Regions from separate parts of the Homo sapiens genome. Here region 2 is linked to region 1. A link is a loop called in an ENCODE intact Hi-C map of the cell type or tissue named here. Cell type or tissue: heart left ventricle. All regions are shown on one strand. Links, peaks and the distances in the headings refer to the core of each region. The heading gives the core; the rest is flanking DNA. Region 1 overlaps PPP2R5C (protein phosphatase 2 regulatory subunit B'gamma). Region 2 overlaps PPP2R5C (protein phosphatase 2 regulatory subunit B'gamma).

Region 1 (8,330 bases), core at 227-8,226:
AACTCACCTTCTGATGGGACAGTTACCCTAGTTGGGGCTTCTCAGCCTTGAGAGATGTGCAGAGCAGGGACCTGTCCAGGGCAGAGCAGCCAGACAGCGTGGAAATAATCCAAACAGAGAAAGCATTCAAGAACTTGGCCTCTGGTTGACTTAACACACTACTTCAAGTATATGGCAGGTCTGTATAATAAACTCCTGCCTGTCTAGTCTTCAGCCTCATAGAAAGCAAGAAAGCAGGTGGCGTATGTTGCAGAACAATTCTTGGGTAGAACAAGGGGACATTTGATGGTTTGGGTTTTTCAGTAAGAAAGATGAAGTCCTGGAGTATAGGGTAGAGTGGTACAGTGGAAAATATTTCAGCTTGGGGGTTAGAAAATAAACATGCCGATTCTTGCTTTGCCATAAATGATGTCACCTAACTTGTGTGACCCTGTTTTCTCATCCCTAAAATGATTTGATAAGTTTAAGATTAGGCTATTTTTAAATGTATGGAAGAAATTGGGTGTTACCCTTCTTGAAAGACATTTTCCCTGCAAGTATGGCAGGCTGTATCTTTCAGTGTAACAAAGTTCTATTAAAGGTCATAACTGCTGCCCTGTAACTTTTGCCTTATTCTAGAAACTTCTACTCCTTGAATGACATGTGTTGGTACATGTTTCTTCTCTTTCAGATAGAATGGTTAATTTTGACTTGTTGCTTCTGCACACGTGTCCTGGAAATAAAAGTTTCTTCCCACTACTTATTGCTGATTTATTTCATAGGAAGTCTTAAGGAAAGAGGCAAAAAACGGGCTCATGGGTCACTTGAAGTTGGAAAATTCTGTGGAGATTGACAAAGGAGACTCACTTTTGAGCATCTGTTCTCAGTGTAACCTTCAAATCTGTGGAAACATAACTAGGCACATTTTATGATTATTTAGAATGTTAATAAATTGCTCTGAGTTTCCTCAAGTCCATTTTGTAAGATCAGACCATAGGTGGGTGTTGTTTCTTTTAAGTGTGTGTACTGTGTCCAATGTTACATTTTTAGAAGTGTTCATGCTTTTTGTAAAGTGATTCGTTTTAAGCACATTAAAGGTCGTTTGAGTATTGTCATGTATTTTACACCTGCTTCAGCTTAGTTTTGTTTGAAAGTCTCTACAGCAACTCTTACATAATATCTGTTGCTGAAGAGAAAGAACAATCCTCTCTCCAACTCGTTAGCTAGCTTTGCCACCTTCTACCTTTAGTAAATTTTTTCCTGTTATAATCTGTCCCTTTACATTCCAGTGCCACCACTCCCTGATGGTCTAGACCTAGGGAGACTGACAGTCGCCTCAGGTCGCATAGGTGCTAGGCGGAAGGGTAATTTTTTTAGAAATTAAAATTGAAATTTTAAAAATATTTAATAATACACCCATTAAATGTTAACAACATTGTTATGAAAAATATCTTTGCAAGAAATACTCCTTTTCACAGTCTCTGTAGCAAGAGTTTTTACCTGAGTAAGGAGGAGGACAAGGACAGTCATTTTGTTCGGCACAACTCCTCCAAGGAGAGCCCCTGACACCCCTGTAGGCTCACTTCTGAGCTTGGGGCTTTCGCTAGAACCTCCCTATGCCTTAGCTTCCATCAGTCTCTTCCCACCTTTTTTTCCATACAACCCTAAGCTGAACTTGAGTGAAAGAGAAGACCAAGAGAAGTAATACTTTAAAAATCTTTTTGAAATTCATATGTAATGATTATGGAGTAAATGGAATCATTTGCTTTTAATTGCCACGTCTTGGCTCCCTCTTCCCAGCGCCTCCCCATGGTCTTTCCTTAGAGCCCAGGGGCATCAGAAAGAGGTTCTGCGGGGAGGATCCATCCCTGGCAGCCGCAGCCTCAGCTCCCGAGCTTTGGGGTTGTTAGGAGGCAGATGTCCTGAGCTTGCTGCCCTTGAGGCTTGAGGGAGTGGTGGGTTCTTCCTTAGGCAGCTCCCTTCTCTAGCCCCCATTCCTGTCCTACATCACAAGCTGCAAGGTCGGTAGACCCCAGGTACCTCCTTTGTGACCTCCACTGCTCTAGACCAAGGGTTCCCATCTGAACACTTGACTGTGGGGCAAGATATTTTGTTGTGGGGCTGCCCAGTGGTCCTCTACTTTGTAGGACATTCACCAGCATCCCTGGCCTTACCCCTGGATGCCAGTGGCCCACTGCCCCCACCAACTGTGACAACCAAAATGCATCCAGACATTGTCTGGACATTGTCTAATGTCTCCTGGAGGATCAAATCGCCCCCTGTTGAGCCACTGCACTATAAAGACACCTTTCCAAAATATGTACATTTGCTTACAAACCATGCCTGGCACATATTCATCTGAGCATTATATTTCCTTTAGAACAGCAGTGAGTGCTCACACAGAAGGGAGATCACTCCTTTATACTCTTCACAATTATCAAGCACCCCAAAGAGCTTTTATTTAGTGAGTTATATCTATCTACCGATATTTTTCCTTAGAAATTAAAGCTGAACGTTTTTAAATAGTTCATCTAATAATAACAGTAACACCCATTACATGTTGACATAAAAAACATTTATGTGGAAAGAATTTTTTTTTTTAATTTGCTGAGAAAAGTGGCATGGCTCTGTTTTTGCTAATCTGTTTAACGTCCGGCTCCATCGAAGGTAGCTGTCTGCCCCTGCACGCAAGCTGTTCTGATTTCGTATGTGTAGCCTGTGAAAAACTCCCCATAATGACGCTTTAAAGGGCAAATCACATCTTCATGTTATCATAAAAACCGTTTTGACCTTGTGGACCCCTGAAAGGGTCAAGGGACACACCCCAGACCACACTTTGAGAACCCCTCTTTTAGAATGCTCTACCCCCATTCTCTGCTGGCCATCTGAATCCTTTCATCTTTTTTTTTTTTTTTTTGAGACGGAGTCTTGCTCTGTCACCCAGGCTGGAGTGCAGTGGCGCAATCTCCGCTCACTGCCAGCTCCGCCTCCCGGATTCACACCATTCTCCTGCCTCAGCCTCCCGAGTAGCTGGGACTACAGGCGCCCGCCACCACGCCCGGCTCATTTTTTGTATTTTTAGTAGAGACAGGGTTTCACTGTGTTAGCCAGGATGGTCTCGGTCTCCTGACCTCATGATCCACCTGCCTCGGCCTCCCAAAGTGCTGGGATTACAGGCGTGAGCCACTGTGCCCAGCCCCTTTCATCTTTTTAGCTCCAACTCAAGCTCATCTATCCAGAAACTTCAGCGAAGCTGTTTCTCACCATCTTGGACTGTGTGTCTTCCATATTTTAAATGCTTATAGCAATTACTTACTAGACCAGCGGCTGGCTGTATGCAGTTCTGTGTCATGTACACTGTGTTAGATGACCTTCGTTCCCCTGTGACTTGCCTTCCTAGCTAGATGCAGTCCTTGAAGGCATCAGTTGAGCTCGAGTCTTCTTTGATCTTGCCATATATATTAGGGCCTAGAGTCAAGAAGTATTGAGTTGGTGGGTTTTAAAAGTACTGAAAAGGAGACCTTGAAGTCAGTTAGGTTGCTGATTTTTCTGATACTGTAAATTAGCAACAACAATAAAAAACTTGTTTATTAAGAGGCTTATTTATCACTTTTTTGATCCAATAAGGGAACTCTAATGTAGAATTTTTATTCAGTGTAATTCATTTTAAATAAATAACAGTATACTAAAGCAGAAGATTATGGTACTTAGGTTTTTTTCTAATGTCTTGGGAAAATTTTAAAAAGTAGAGTATTTTGGTTTTTTTCTTAGTTTTCTTTTACATATTCAGTGGAAAAAAGTGTAGTCTCATAAGATCTTGGTTAAAAGGTCAGTGGTAAAAAGTATAGCCTCATAAGATCTTATTTTAATTAAAGCACTTCAAAATAAGATTTCCATTTAAATACAGTTATGCATCACTTAATGAGGGGGTACGTTCTGAGAGCTGTGTTGTTAGGCAATGTTGTTGTTTTGTAAACATGATGGCATGTGCTTAACACAAACCTAGGTGGTAGTCTGCTACACACCTAGGGCATATGGAATAGCCTGTCACTCCAGGCTACACACCTGTACAGCATGTCATTTAACTGAACCCTGTAGGCACCTGTAACACAATGGCAAGAATTTGTATATCTAAACATAGAAAAGATACCATAAAAATATGGTGTTACAATCTAAGGCACCACCATCATTTGTGCAGTCTGTTGTTATCTGAAATGTCATTATGTGGCAGTGACTGTAAAGGTTTCTCTGTGATCTTTTATGCTTTGTGTTTCTTAATTTATTTTGGGAATGTTTCTCAGTAGAGCATAGCTACATATATATTTAATATGTTTTATAAGATAGGGTTTGTTTTGAGCATGTCTTGTTCTGTGCGAGCACTGTGTTGAGGATTGAGGAGATAAAGACCTGTTAGGAACTGAAGTAGTGGCTGTTTCCATCATTTTTGAAGTGTAGCACCTGTTGCTTCTGGACATCCAGTGTACTTGGGAGTAACTTGGCCCCCACTCAGTTAGATCTTATTGTCCTTGAGTGGATGGGACAAGATGGAACCCATTTCATGTAAAGAGCCACCTGGAGCTTTGGGTGAGAAAATCAGATGCTTTAAAGCGTCTAGGGAGACACGGGCTTACCATAAAATTATGGAGTTCCAGAAAGCACATTGGACCCTAGGGTGTGTATCATGGTTAAAGCCAATAGATAAGATCAGCATTCCTCTCCCTCTTCAGTAAAAGCTTCGCTACGGTATATGCAATTCTAGAAAGAGCTCATCAAGCAAATGATATGAAATCTAAAATTTTCCAGTTCAAGAAAGAAGCTCAAAGTTCCTACATTAAAGCAACAGCAGGGTGAATGGCAACTTATAGCCCTGCCATGTGATGGTGGAAAGGTTTCCACCTGCATCCTTAGCGGAGCTGAGTGAGTCAGTCTGCCACCAACATGAAATGCGGTGATGTTTTCCTAAATCACAGGGAAGATTCATCTGGAATATTTCAATTCGAAGATGGGTCTCCAGTGTTTCCTTAAACACTGGGTACCTGCCAAAGGGCAGGGCACAGCGGTGTCTGGTTTAGCACAGTGTCCTCTCTAATCACCTCACACGTTCCTATCAGTATGTTGTTTTAAGCAGAGACTCTCCAGTGCTCCTGCAGTGAAGGAAGTGCTGCTTCCCAAATCCAAACAGCGTTGTCATCTTCATGTTCTCCACCTGGGGGAGTGAGAGAACAAGCCTAGAAATTAAGCTCTCCAGAAGGGGAAAAAAATGCTTTATTAAGGGCATTTGGCTTTTTCTTCATCTCGTGTGTGTGTGTGTGTGTGTGTGTGTGTGTGTGTGTGTGTGTATTTTTTTGAGACAGAGTCTCACCCTGTCGCCCAGGCTGGAGTGCAGTGGTGCGATCTTGGCTCACCACAACCTCCGCCTCCTGGGTTCAAGCTATTCTCCTGCCTCAGCCTCCCAAGTAGCTGGGATTACAGGTGTGTGCCACCACACTATCTTGTATATATTTCCTTAATATAAGATTGAGCAGCTGGGCACGGTGGCTCATGCCTGTAATCCCAGCACTTTGGGAGGCCCAGGCGGGTGGATCATGAGGTCAGGAGTCAAGACCAGCCTGGCCAAGATGGTGAAACCCTATCTCTACTAAAACTACAAAAATTAGCTGGGCTTGGTGGCAGGCATCTGTAATCCCAGCTACTCGGGAGGCTGAGGCATAAGAATTGCTTGAAAACCTGGGCGGCAGAGGTTGCAGTGAGCTGAGATCACACCACTGCACTCCAGCCTGGGTGACAGAGTGAGACTCCATCTCAACAACAACACAAAAATGGCCCCCAAGAGATTAATTTCAGATACCCTGCAGCCTGCAGGTGTTAGCTCTGACCAAGGGCTGGCATGGCCCGGTGGTAATATCAAATTACTAAGGGGCTCTGAAGGGGTTAGACCTGCCCTGGCCAAGATGTTTGTTGTTTGCTGCATATGGCTATTTTAAATTTAAATTTAAATTAATGAAAATTAAAATTATGTAAATAATTCAGTCCCTCAGTTGCACGGGCCACATTTCAAGTGCTCAGTAGCCACATGTGGCCAGCAGCTACTCTGTTGACCAGCAGATGTGGAACATTTGCAGCTTCACAGAAAGTTCTGCTGGACAGAGCTACTTCAGACCCTACCAGTATTTTCCAAAATAATTCTTATGGGAGTGTATTTAATTTAATTGAACTTATTTTGTTACCTATCAATCTTCTTAATATGAAATATCAAATTTAAGGTTAAATTTAAAGGAAGAGAAGACTTATATTGGCAAAAGAGAAGGAAGTAGATAAAATTAAGGAAAGAGGAGGGCAAGAAGAAGAGGGAATGCATGGTGAGACGAGAGGGAGGCCCTGTCTACTGCTTGGTCTGTGGTTGGCCTACACCTGATACCCACACGAGAAAGACTCCATTGCCCATAGGAGCGGGACTTGGACAGACCCAAGAGCAGTCACGACCTTTTGTCCTCCTAGTCTTTCTTTATAGACATTTTCTCTTATTTATTTATTTATTTTGGGTTCAAAACACAAAATTTATTTTGGGTTAAAAAATAAAGTAATGCGGCTGGGTGCAGTGGCTCACGCCTGTAATCCTGGCACTTTGGGAGGCCGAGTCGGGTGGATCACCTAAGATCAGGAGTTCGAGACCAGCCTGGCCAAAATGGTGAAACCGCATCTCTATTAAAAATTTTTTTTAAAAGCCGAGTGTGGTGGCATGCACCTGCAGTCCCAGCTATTCAGGAGGCTGAGGCAGGAGAATCCCTGAAACCCAGGAGGCAGAGGTTGCAGTGAGCCAAGATTGCGCCACTGCACTCCAGCCTGGGTGACAGAATGCAACTCCGCCTCAAAAAATAAATAAGTAAAAAATAAAGTAATACGGAAATCAAGGTTCTCCCTTCACCTTCCTCCCATTCTCAGACCTGCTTCACAGAGCACAGCCACTTTGTCCTGCTGATTATGAATGGGGCCACTGTCCAGAACACGGAAGCTGTGCAATGTGGCAGAGGCTGGGCTCTGGAGTCAGGTCCCCCTTCTGTCCCCTGGAGGGATCATACCCTCTCTCGGTATCATGTTCCTGTTTATCTTGGCCGATTTCTCTGACATTGCGGCTTCCCTCCAGGGGATTCCTTCATTCTCAGTCATCCAGCAGGTTCATTCTGAGACCTGGCATGTGCTGAGCACCATTGCGGGTGCAGAGTTCCTGCACTCGTGGAGTTTGCCTCCAGTGAGGGCACAGAAGTGGAGTGTGGAGCTGCAGGTGTTTTCTGCGGGGCACTAGTGACATTGGGCGTGAGAGCGTCTCACCTTTGCAGAGCAATGGCCCTGGGGATCTCAATACCATGATGACAACCAAAACCACTCACATAGCTCCACACACCACTGGTGGACAGGACCCTCTGGCAGCCCCTCTGCTGGAGATTGGGAGGCTGCTTCAGGTGGTCAAGGATGGTCTCACCAAGCAGATGACATGAAAAGTGAAATGTGAATGTCAAGAAGGAGGCCACAGTGCAAAGATCTAGGGCAAGATATTCATTCAGCCAGAGGCAGCAGCTAGTGCAAAGGCCCCATGGAGGAAGTGAGTTTGCCGTGTCCACTGCCAGGTGTTCAGTTGACTAAGGAAAAGTGAGGGTAGGCAGAGCAGGAGGGATGGAGGTAGGGAGCCGAGCACAGACAAGGTAGGGTAAGATCTTATAAACAGCCTGCCTAGACAGGGTTTTGGGATTTTGGCAGGGAGGGGGAGTTGTTTTGGGGTTTTGTTTTTAGAGACAGGGTCTCACTCTGTTGCCCAGGCTGGAGTGCAGTGGTGCAGTCCTAGCTCACTGCAGCCTTGAACTACTGGGCTCAAGCAATCCTCCCTCCTCAGCCTCCCAAGTGGCTGAGATACAGGTGCACACCACCATGCTCAGCTGATATTTGGATTTTTTTGTAGAGAAGGGGTCTCACTGTGTCAGCCAGGCTAGTCTGAAACTCCTGGCCTCAAGCGATCCTCCTACCTCGGCCTTCCGAAGTGCTGGGATTACAGACATGAACCACTGAGTCTGGTTGGGCTTTGAGTTTTTATTCTGAGGGTCATGGGAAGCCACTGGGGTGTTTTGAGTAGGGAAGTAAGAGGATCTTCCTAGCTGCTATGTGGGAACGAGGGGCAAGAGCTGAACAAGGAGACCAACTGGAAGACTTTGCTTCTCAGATGAAGGGTTTCTTTGTTCACACAGGCAAAGATGAGGCACTGGCACAGCTGGCTGTGGGTGGGCTTGTCATCTGACCACTTGCTTTAGAGGCCTTGGCTGGGAGCTGGCTCTTGTGACTTTTGGCCCCTAGAGACTAAA
Region 2 (8,330 bases), core at 66-8,065, 130 kb after region 1:
ACTCGGGGCCTTGTGCTGCACCCAGCAGCACACAGCCATTGTTGCCTCGGATTCACATTCCCTGAGTAGACACCCTCCTCCACAGAGCACGCCACACTGACGCAGCAAAATAGCTGATACCGATCACAGCTCATTCCAAACAATGTGAACAGGAAGGCCCGTGTGTGAATCCGATCCCAGAAATGATACCTTTTCCAGAGAAATGGAATAGCTAAATCGGTTGTGTTGTATAGTTCACAAATTAACATATTTCTCCTAATAAAATTCCATTTGACAAATGAAGAGAAATAGATGTAGGAAGTGATTTCCATCTGCTGTGTCCTTAATAGTGATTCCAATACACGCAAAGTGTGGTAGGAACACAATAAATACTTATTCAATAGTTTTGAGCTAGGAGAACCATTAAATGATGCATTTTTAGAAATAATTCCTTTTAAAGACACTTGTATGGTAGATTTTTATGTCAGACTTGAAAACTAGCAGCACTTCCTTTTTTATTTTTATTTGGCTCTTTTGGGGTTTTTGTTTGTTTGTTAGATTCTTGGAGTACAGTGGCGCAGTCATGGCTCACTGCAGCCTCAACCTCCTGGGCTCAAGCAATCCTCCCACCTTAGCCTCTCGAGTAGCTAGGACCACAGGTGCCCATCACCACACCAGGCTAATTTTTAAATTTTGTGTAGAGACAGGACCTCACCACGGTGCCCAGGTCGGTCTCGAACTCCTGGGCTCAAGCATTCCTCCCACCTCGACCTCCCAAAGTCCTGAGATTACATGCGTGAGCCACCACGCCCAGCCTTACTTTCCTTTGTTTCATGAATTTTGGAGTTTTATAAAGTGTAATATCATAAAAGATTACCTGGGAGCCCAAATGCCAAAGCATCAAAACAAAATTTTTCTAAATGGATGTTAAATGTCCACCTTTTTAAAAAATCACTGTAATGACTAAAAGGCTGGCCTGCTAAGCCATGAGTTGGTGCGATCTACTGAGCTGGAAATGACTAGTGAGTGAAAACGACCAGGCGGTCCCGGGGGCCAGCACTTGTGGCAATTGCACAGCACAAGAGTCGGGTAGAAGCCCCGCGGTGTTGCTGTGACGAGGCCAAAGAGCTGCTCTAACGCACCGGATTGCACTTGTACAATTCAGTGTGTAAGCACATATATGCACTTCATATGCAAATGCCTGTTTTGGATTGTTGTACTCTTTTAGAACTAAGATGGCTAAACTCTAAAAATATTATGAAATCTGCATGGATTCACATTCAGTATTTTGTACTGGTATGATTGTGGTAAGACATTTGGAAACTACAGGAACATATAAAGAAAGGTTGCCCAGTGGAAATTCTTTCTAGCTGTCTGACTTGGCCAAGGAACATAAAACATCCACTATCCACAAACTGGGAAACCACTGCAGTCCGACGGGCTGTGCCTGGCAGAGAGCTGGTGGCACAGACCCTCTGGGTGGTGACAATCCTGGCTACAGCTGCCACTGCAGCCTGCTCACCGCAGGCCCAGCACTGCTCAGGCTGTTGTATCTGACGCCCACAGGTGTGCGCACAGAGAGCACAGTACGCCCTGCCCGGGAGGTCCCATCGCAGTACCTGTGGATGTGAGTTAATAAGGTCAGCTTAATTCACATCACTCCTTTTGATATATTTTAACACAGTTGAAAACACTGTCTATGCATACAGAAGTATGTGTGTTTGTGTATAAACACATATGGATGGTTGATAAATTTGAGAAAGAAATGGGTTGTGTACACGTGGCCCACAGTTTCAGTACTGGCTGCTTCCACAACTAAAATGTACACATGAATTGATAATGCTCTGTGTTTTCTCCGTTGATCTTATTCTTTCTAAATTATTGTCCTAACTTCTTATTTTTTTTTCTTTTTTTAAAAAAAGGAATGGACTCTTACTGAAATGGTGTTTGATCAGAGAAAGTGGGTTATATAAACTAAAATTGTGTAATTTCTGAAGTGTATAAAATTAAGCCAGGCAGGTGGTACGTGCCTGTGGTCCCAGCTACTCAGAGGCTGAAAGAGGAGGATCACTTGAGCCAAGGAGTTCAAGTCCAGCCTGGACAACATAATGTGACCCATCTCTAAATAAATTGATTGATCAGATAGATAACCAGACAGACAGACCTACTTCTCAAATACAGAAAATCACATATGATGACTGAGTCACTGTTCCCTCTGTAAGGAAGATGGCACCATCTCCGTGTGTTGCCTTGCAGTGGGGCCACCGCAGTGAAAACACAGACTTCTTACCATGCAGGTGTTGGGGCCTCGTGGGCATCAGTCACTCCACGTGTCATTTCTTTTGTAGGTGGTGATGGCACTTCTCAAATACTGGCCAAAGACTCACAGTCCAAAAGAAGTAATGTTCTTAAACGAATTAGAAGAGATTTTAGATGTCATTGAACCATCAGAATTTGTGAAGATCATGGAACCCCTCTTCCGGCAGTTGGCCAAATGTGTCTCCAGCCCACACTTCCAGGTATGTGGGGCTTGGGGGACCTGATTAAATTCTTCCAGTGTTCATTTGGGAAAGGAAAAGTTCCATGCGTAGCTGGCCATGCTTTGCCTCTCATGCAATTTAAAGGTAAAATCCAAGTTTTTACTTGAATTATACTTCAAATACGATGCTGTAACTTGAATTCTATAGAATACCCTTGAGCATCTTGTCCCTTCTGCCGCGATACTTTTTCTCACTAAGAGCAGTCATCTGGCTTCTCTGTAAAGCTGTCTTTATCTTCATGTTCAGTGTGCTTCCAAGTTCATAAACACCCTCCTTTCCACACCTGAGCATCAATATTGATAGACAACGGGTGGCCAAAGCCTCGGCTCTGAGATGCTCTTGCTGCCGAGGCCCTTCGTTCCTGACACTGTGTAAATCTGTCTCCCTTTACCCTTTCAAAAAGGCTGAGAGCTCTGACTTTTGTCACTGCCAAATTCCTGTGCGAGAGGACGACCTTGGTCAGAGCTACTTTCTACTTTCTTTTCCCAATTTCCTTAACCCTTCAAGCCAGCCTCGGCTCATCACCTCTTTTGAAGGCCACCCCCACACACCTTCCCAGCCTGCCTGCCTCTGTTGGACGTGCTAGCCACCTGTCCTTTTGCATCATTGAGCGGATTTTATTGTGCACTCATCATGAACAAGGTGAAAATAGGCACAAAATAAGCAAGACCTCCCGGTGCCCAGGGAGCAGGCCACACAGTGGAAGAGAGTGACCATGTCACACCACCACCTTACAGCCAAACGTGAAGGGCCAGGTGGCGTGTGCAGCAGGCTCTCAGAAACACATGGGCAGTTACCTTAGCACAAGTCTAAGTGGTTAGAAAAAGTCCACAAGAATGAGGGGTCCTCCAAACTGAGCCTTTCAAGATGGTTTTGGAAAGAGATCATTGAAACCAACAAAACTAAGACAAGAAGGCAAGTGATAGAAGAGTAAGAAGCTCTGGAGCACGGGCAGCCATAGTAAAGTGAGGCCAGGCTGAGTCGGGTTAAAGGAAGGAACTGCTGTGGTGTAGTCTCTTCCATACAAATATTCAGGTTATTTTCATTTTATAAATTCCAATGAGTTTTCACATTAGGAACTAAGAAAGGAAAATTATGTTTTGGGTTTTTTTTTTTTTTTTTTCATCAATCCTGGCCTACAGAGAAAATAATGTTTCTCAAGGCTTTCAGTGTGAGCACTTTGCACAAAGGAGCATGGTTTCCTAGAAACTGTAGAGACCAGCGCCACGGAGCCCTGGCTGAAGTACAGGGCGTTCGTATGCCAAGGAGAGACTGGCAGTCGTGGGAAGTGTCCCAAAAACTTGAGCCCCTTCCCCAGATGCAAAATTAGCTATCGCTATGGGTAACGTTAGACCTTCAAGAGAAGACAGGGACAAGTGGACTCACAATGTGCTGTTTTGCATAAAAGCATGTGACAGGGCAAGGAGGAAGGGAAGTCCAGGTGGGGAAAGCAGAGCCAAGGTGGCCGCGCAGCTGCCAGTGGCTTGGGTGCCACTCCACATGTCACAGAAGCCTTCACGTCCCTGCCAGGAACAGAGCATGAAGGCTGCCAGGGCGGCCTGCCATGCCTCTGATGAGGGAGTTCAGTGCCAGGACCCACTCAGGCCTTCAGCTGCAGGCCCAGCCCCCCAACTCGCCCTCGTCTGTGTCCCCCACGCACGCTTGCGCCCATCTTGGCTTCTGCTTCTTAGAGGACCTGATCAGCACAGAGTACATTCCAGAATCTTTTCCAGACACATATGCATAAGGCCAACTCATTCTTAATTTTTTTTTTTTTTCCTTTGAGATGGAGTCTCACTCTGTCCCTGAGGCTGGAGTGCAGTGGTGCGATCTCGGCTCATTGCAACCTCTGCCTTCCAGGTTCAAGTGATTCTCCTGCCTCGGCCTCCCGAGTAGATGGGATTACAGGTGCGTGCCACCACACCCAGCTAATTTTTGTATTTTTAGTAGAGACGGGGTTTCACCATATTGGCCAGGCCGATCTTCAACTCCCAGCCTCATGATCCGCCCACCTCGGCCTCCCAAAGTGCTGAGATTACAGGCATAAGCCACCGCGCCAGCTCATTCTTAACTTTTAGATGTTTTTTTCACACCCAAAAAAAGTACTGGTTTTAAAAACTGGAAAAATTTAAAGTTTAAACCATCAAGCATCTTAAGCTTCTGTTTTCTAAATCAGGCTTAAAATATTACCCCCAAATATATTGGTGGGTGGTGGGTGGGTGGATGGATGGATGGATGGTTTTGTTTTTGGTTTGTTTTCTTTTTAGACAAAGTTTTGTGCTTGTTGCCCAAGCTAGAGTGCAATCTCAGCTCACTGCAACCTCTGCCTCCCAGGTTGAAGTGATTCTCCTGTCTCAGCCTCCCAAGTAGCTGGGACTACAGGCGCCTGCCACCACACCTGGCTGATTTTTGTATTTTTAGTAGAGACGGGATTTCACCATGTTGGCCAGGCTGGCCTTGAACTCCTGACCTCAAGTGATCCACCTGCCTCGGCCTCCCAAAGTGCTGGGATTACAGGCGTGAGCCACCATGCCCGGCCTAGATGGTTGCTTTTTAAAGTACAAGGTATTGAACTCTTAAGTAAGAACTAGCCTAGGAGCTGTGATGCGATTGTGCCTTGTTTTGAATCCACGCCGCACTCTCATGCATGCCCTCCCCTCCCCCATTACCTAACTCACTCCTTTTCTGCAAAGTTCATCCCAGCTCACTGCCTCTGAGGAATCAGCCCTGATTCCTGAGCCTGGCACAGGCTCACCTGCCATTCTCTCAGCATCCCACCCATACACACCGCACCACAACCTCAGGATCTCTAAGCTGTAGGCTTCTGGCAGGAGAAGCGTCAGCCCCATGCTGCTCAGAGCCTCCAAGTGCTGCTGTGAGTTGTGTGCAGATGAAGGGTGTTGACAGTAGTTATACAGGTGAAGCTCCTCTTCCCAGAGGCATACATGCTGTGATGGGGACAGGCCAAGTGTCCTGGTGACTGCCTCGAACTCCCAGATAGTTCTGTGGAACGTGCACTTGTGTGCTGGTTTACTACGGAGAGAAAAAGCAAATAGGGTAGGGTATGAACAGTGTTGAATCTGGGTGGAGGGAGGTGGGCACTCATTATGTTAGTCTTGCAGCTTTGTCTGTTTTTGAAAGTTTTAGTAATAAAAATGGGGGGCTGAGTGCAGTGGCTCACGCCTGTAGTCCCAGCACTTTGGGAGGCCAAGGCGGGTGGATCACCTGAGGTCAGAAGCTCGAGAGCAGCCTGGCCAACATGGTGAAACCCCGTCTCTACTAAAAATACAAAAATTAGCCAGGTGCGATGGCGCATGCCTATAGTCCCAGCCACTCAGGAGGCTCAGGTAGGAGAATCGCTTGAACCCAGGAGGCAGAGGTTGTAGTGAGTCGAGATAGCACCACTGCACTCCAGCCTGGGCAACAGAGTGAAACTCCATCTCTTTTTAAAAAACAAAAATGGATGGGCTAGGCGTGGTAGCTCACGCCTGTAATCCCAGCACTTTGGAAGACCAAGGCAGGTGGATCACCTGATCTCAGGAGTTCGAGACCAACCTGACCAACATGGCAAAACCCTGTCTCCACTAAAAATACAAAAAAGCCGGGTGTGGTGGCGTGCGCCTGTAATCCCAGCCCCTCAGGAGGCTGAGGCAGGAGAATCGCTTGAACCCGGGAGGCAGAGGTTGCAGTCAGCCAAGATCACGCCATTGCACTCCAGCCTGGGCAACAAGAGCAAAAATCCATCTCAAAAAAAAAAAAGAAAAGAAAAATGGGGGAACCACCCTCTAGTGGCTTCCCGTGAGTAAGCGCCAGTGCACTCAGGCCCTGTTCCCCTGCCCTCCTACTGTTCATGCCCCCACTGCCCTCTGCAGTGGTCCTCAGCCAGCCCCGTGCTGACAACTCAGGACCTCTCCTCCCTCTGGTCCTTGCTCAGATGTCACCTCCTCCCCATTGAAGCCACCCCACCGCACACGCACCGCCGCTGCCTGTTCTCCTGCCCTGCTGCCCTTTGTATGTGACTTATCGTTTCTAGTAAATTAATAATCATCCATCACCTGTCTCCTCCCCACTAGAATGTAAGCTCCGTGGAGTCAAGGATTTCTGCCTTGCTTTGTTCAGTGCTGAATGCTCAGCAGAACACAGCACGCCCTCTTGACCTGACAGATGGGGGAGGCGGGTGGATAGGTGGAATGGCCTCCTTTGAGTTGTCTCCTCAGCATCTAGCCAGCATCTAGCATAAATGTTTACGGAATAAGTAGAGAAATAGGTGACAATGTTCTTGATGAGTTGATGTACAAGAAGTTGTCTGCCTCTTTGTTGAAGGCTCTTCAGGGTTACAGGTTACAGTCTAGAATATTTTGAATTTGTAGAAATAATCATAATTTTCTGGTCCAAGGTAGTTCATTACCCGACTCACAGGTTTAACAGCAAGGACAGCCACCTGATGTCTCAGGCACAACCTCCAGCAAGCCATCCACTTGTGTCTTTCAGGTGGCAGAGCGAGCTCTCTATTACTGGAATAATGAATACATCATGAGTTTAATCAGTGACAACGCAGCGAAGATTCTGCCCATCATGTTTCCTTCCTTGTACCGCAACTCAAAGACCCATTGGAACAAGTAAGAAAGAACTGGCTGCCATCTTTTTCAGTCATTTTAAAATATGGCACGTTTTACTGCTACTTCAGTAAGAATAAATATCAGAATTTTAAATATCAATTAAAAAACAAGAAGGTCAGTTGCTTTGTGGACTCATAAATTAAGTAGCAGCGTGGGTTGTTTCTGTGGCCGTTGAATTTACCACCTTATACCTTCATTCCTGCCAGTATAGAGGCACATTGGTTTGCAGCCACCTCCCAGTAGCAGCAGTTTCTAGGCCTCTTCCTGAGCGTCCTGCAGAGAAGCTGAAGGTCTCTGCAGAGCCCAGTGGGGCTCAGCCCCGGCGGGGGCACAGTGGCCACTGCATTCTCGGGGTGTCTATTGAGCTCTGCTGACATGCACCCTGGATGAGCCCCTGTGTGAGACCCAAGAACCACCCCACAGTGGTCACTACCTGGAGAAGAAGAGGGAAGCCAGGTGATCTGAACACAGCCCCATAGTCCCAGCAGCCAAAAACATTTCCTCCTACTCCGCTCCTTCATCTTTTGACTTAAAGAGGATGAATAAATCCGTTTACTGAGCAATAGTCTTCTGAGACTTTAAAAGGAAACTGTTGATATGGGTGCCACATTATTTATTTATTTTTCTTTTTTAAAATTTGTATTTTATTTGTTTATTTTTAGACAGGGTCTTGCTATGTCCCCCCGGCTGGAGTGTAGTGTCACGATCATGGCTCACTTCAGCCTCGACCTCCTGGGCTCAAGCAAACCTCCTGCCTCAGGGTCCTGAGTAGCTGGGACTACAGGCACCCACCGCTACGCCTGGCTAATTTTTGTATTTTTTGTAGAGATGGGGTTTTGCCATGTTGCCCAGGCTGGTCTCGAACTCCTGGACTCAAGTATTCCACCTGCCTCAGCCTCCCAAAGTGCTGGGACGACGTGAGCCACTGCGCCCAGGCCATATTATTTATTAATATGGTATCATCTAATATTCCTGCTATTTAAAGAAATACGACTGAGTTTTTCTTTCCCCACCTTCTTTCATCTCTTTCCATTGTATATTGTAATTATAACTCAGAACTTAAAGAAGAGCAGGTTATGCTATCCAGCCCTCCTCCCTTAGTTTATGGGTGAGGAAGGTGAGACTTGGAGGGCATTCGCAGCCCAGTCTGCGGTCCCAAAGCTGGTGAGCGGCACTCTGGCCCGGTGCGGTC

Evidence for each region. Hi-C counts contacts between places; a loop is a spot of excess contacts. Peaks named below come from ENCODE experiments on the same cell type or tissue, not always from the same donor. Only the 100,000 strongest peaks of a DNase experiment are listed, where the experiment ranks them.
Region 2: a loop joins it to region 1, with 3.0 times the contacts of the local background. A loop is called at or near these places in 26 of 110 quality-filtered maps.

Annotation. Positions count from the first base shown.
Region 1 is chr14:101,765,947-101,774,276 of GRCh38, forward strand. All of the region lies in intron 2 of PPP2R5C (protein phosphatase 2 regulatory subunit B'gamma), which reads left to right. It overlaps LOC107984658 (a long non-coding RNA gene), which reads left to right. Exons shown (of 2, transcript XR_001750901.1): 2 at 1-1,103. Among named protein-coding and RNA genes, the nearest start is that of PPP2R5C, 8.4 kb to the left of the region's middle. In heart left ventricle, for the core only: a CTCF peak has its summit at 5,167; a DNase peak (open chromatin) is centred at 5,014; H3K27ac peaks cover 581 bases.
Region 2 is chr14:101,899,392-101,907,721 of GRCh38, forward strand. It overlaps PPP2R5C (protein phosphatase 2 regulatory subunit B'gamma), which reads left to right. Exons shown (of 16, transcript NM_001352913.2): 11 at 2,328-2,498; 12 at 7,011-7,138. Among named protein-coding and RNA genes, the nearest start is that of DYNC1H1, 61 kb to the right of the region's middle. In heart left ventricle, for the core only: no CTCF peak of the experiment used is centred there; a DNase peak (open chromatin) is centred at 4,060; H3K27ac peaks cover 553 bases.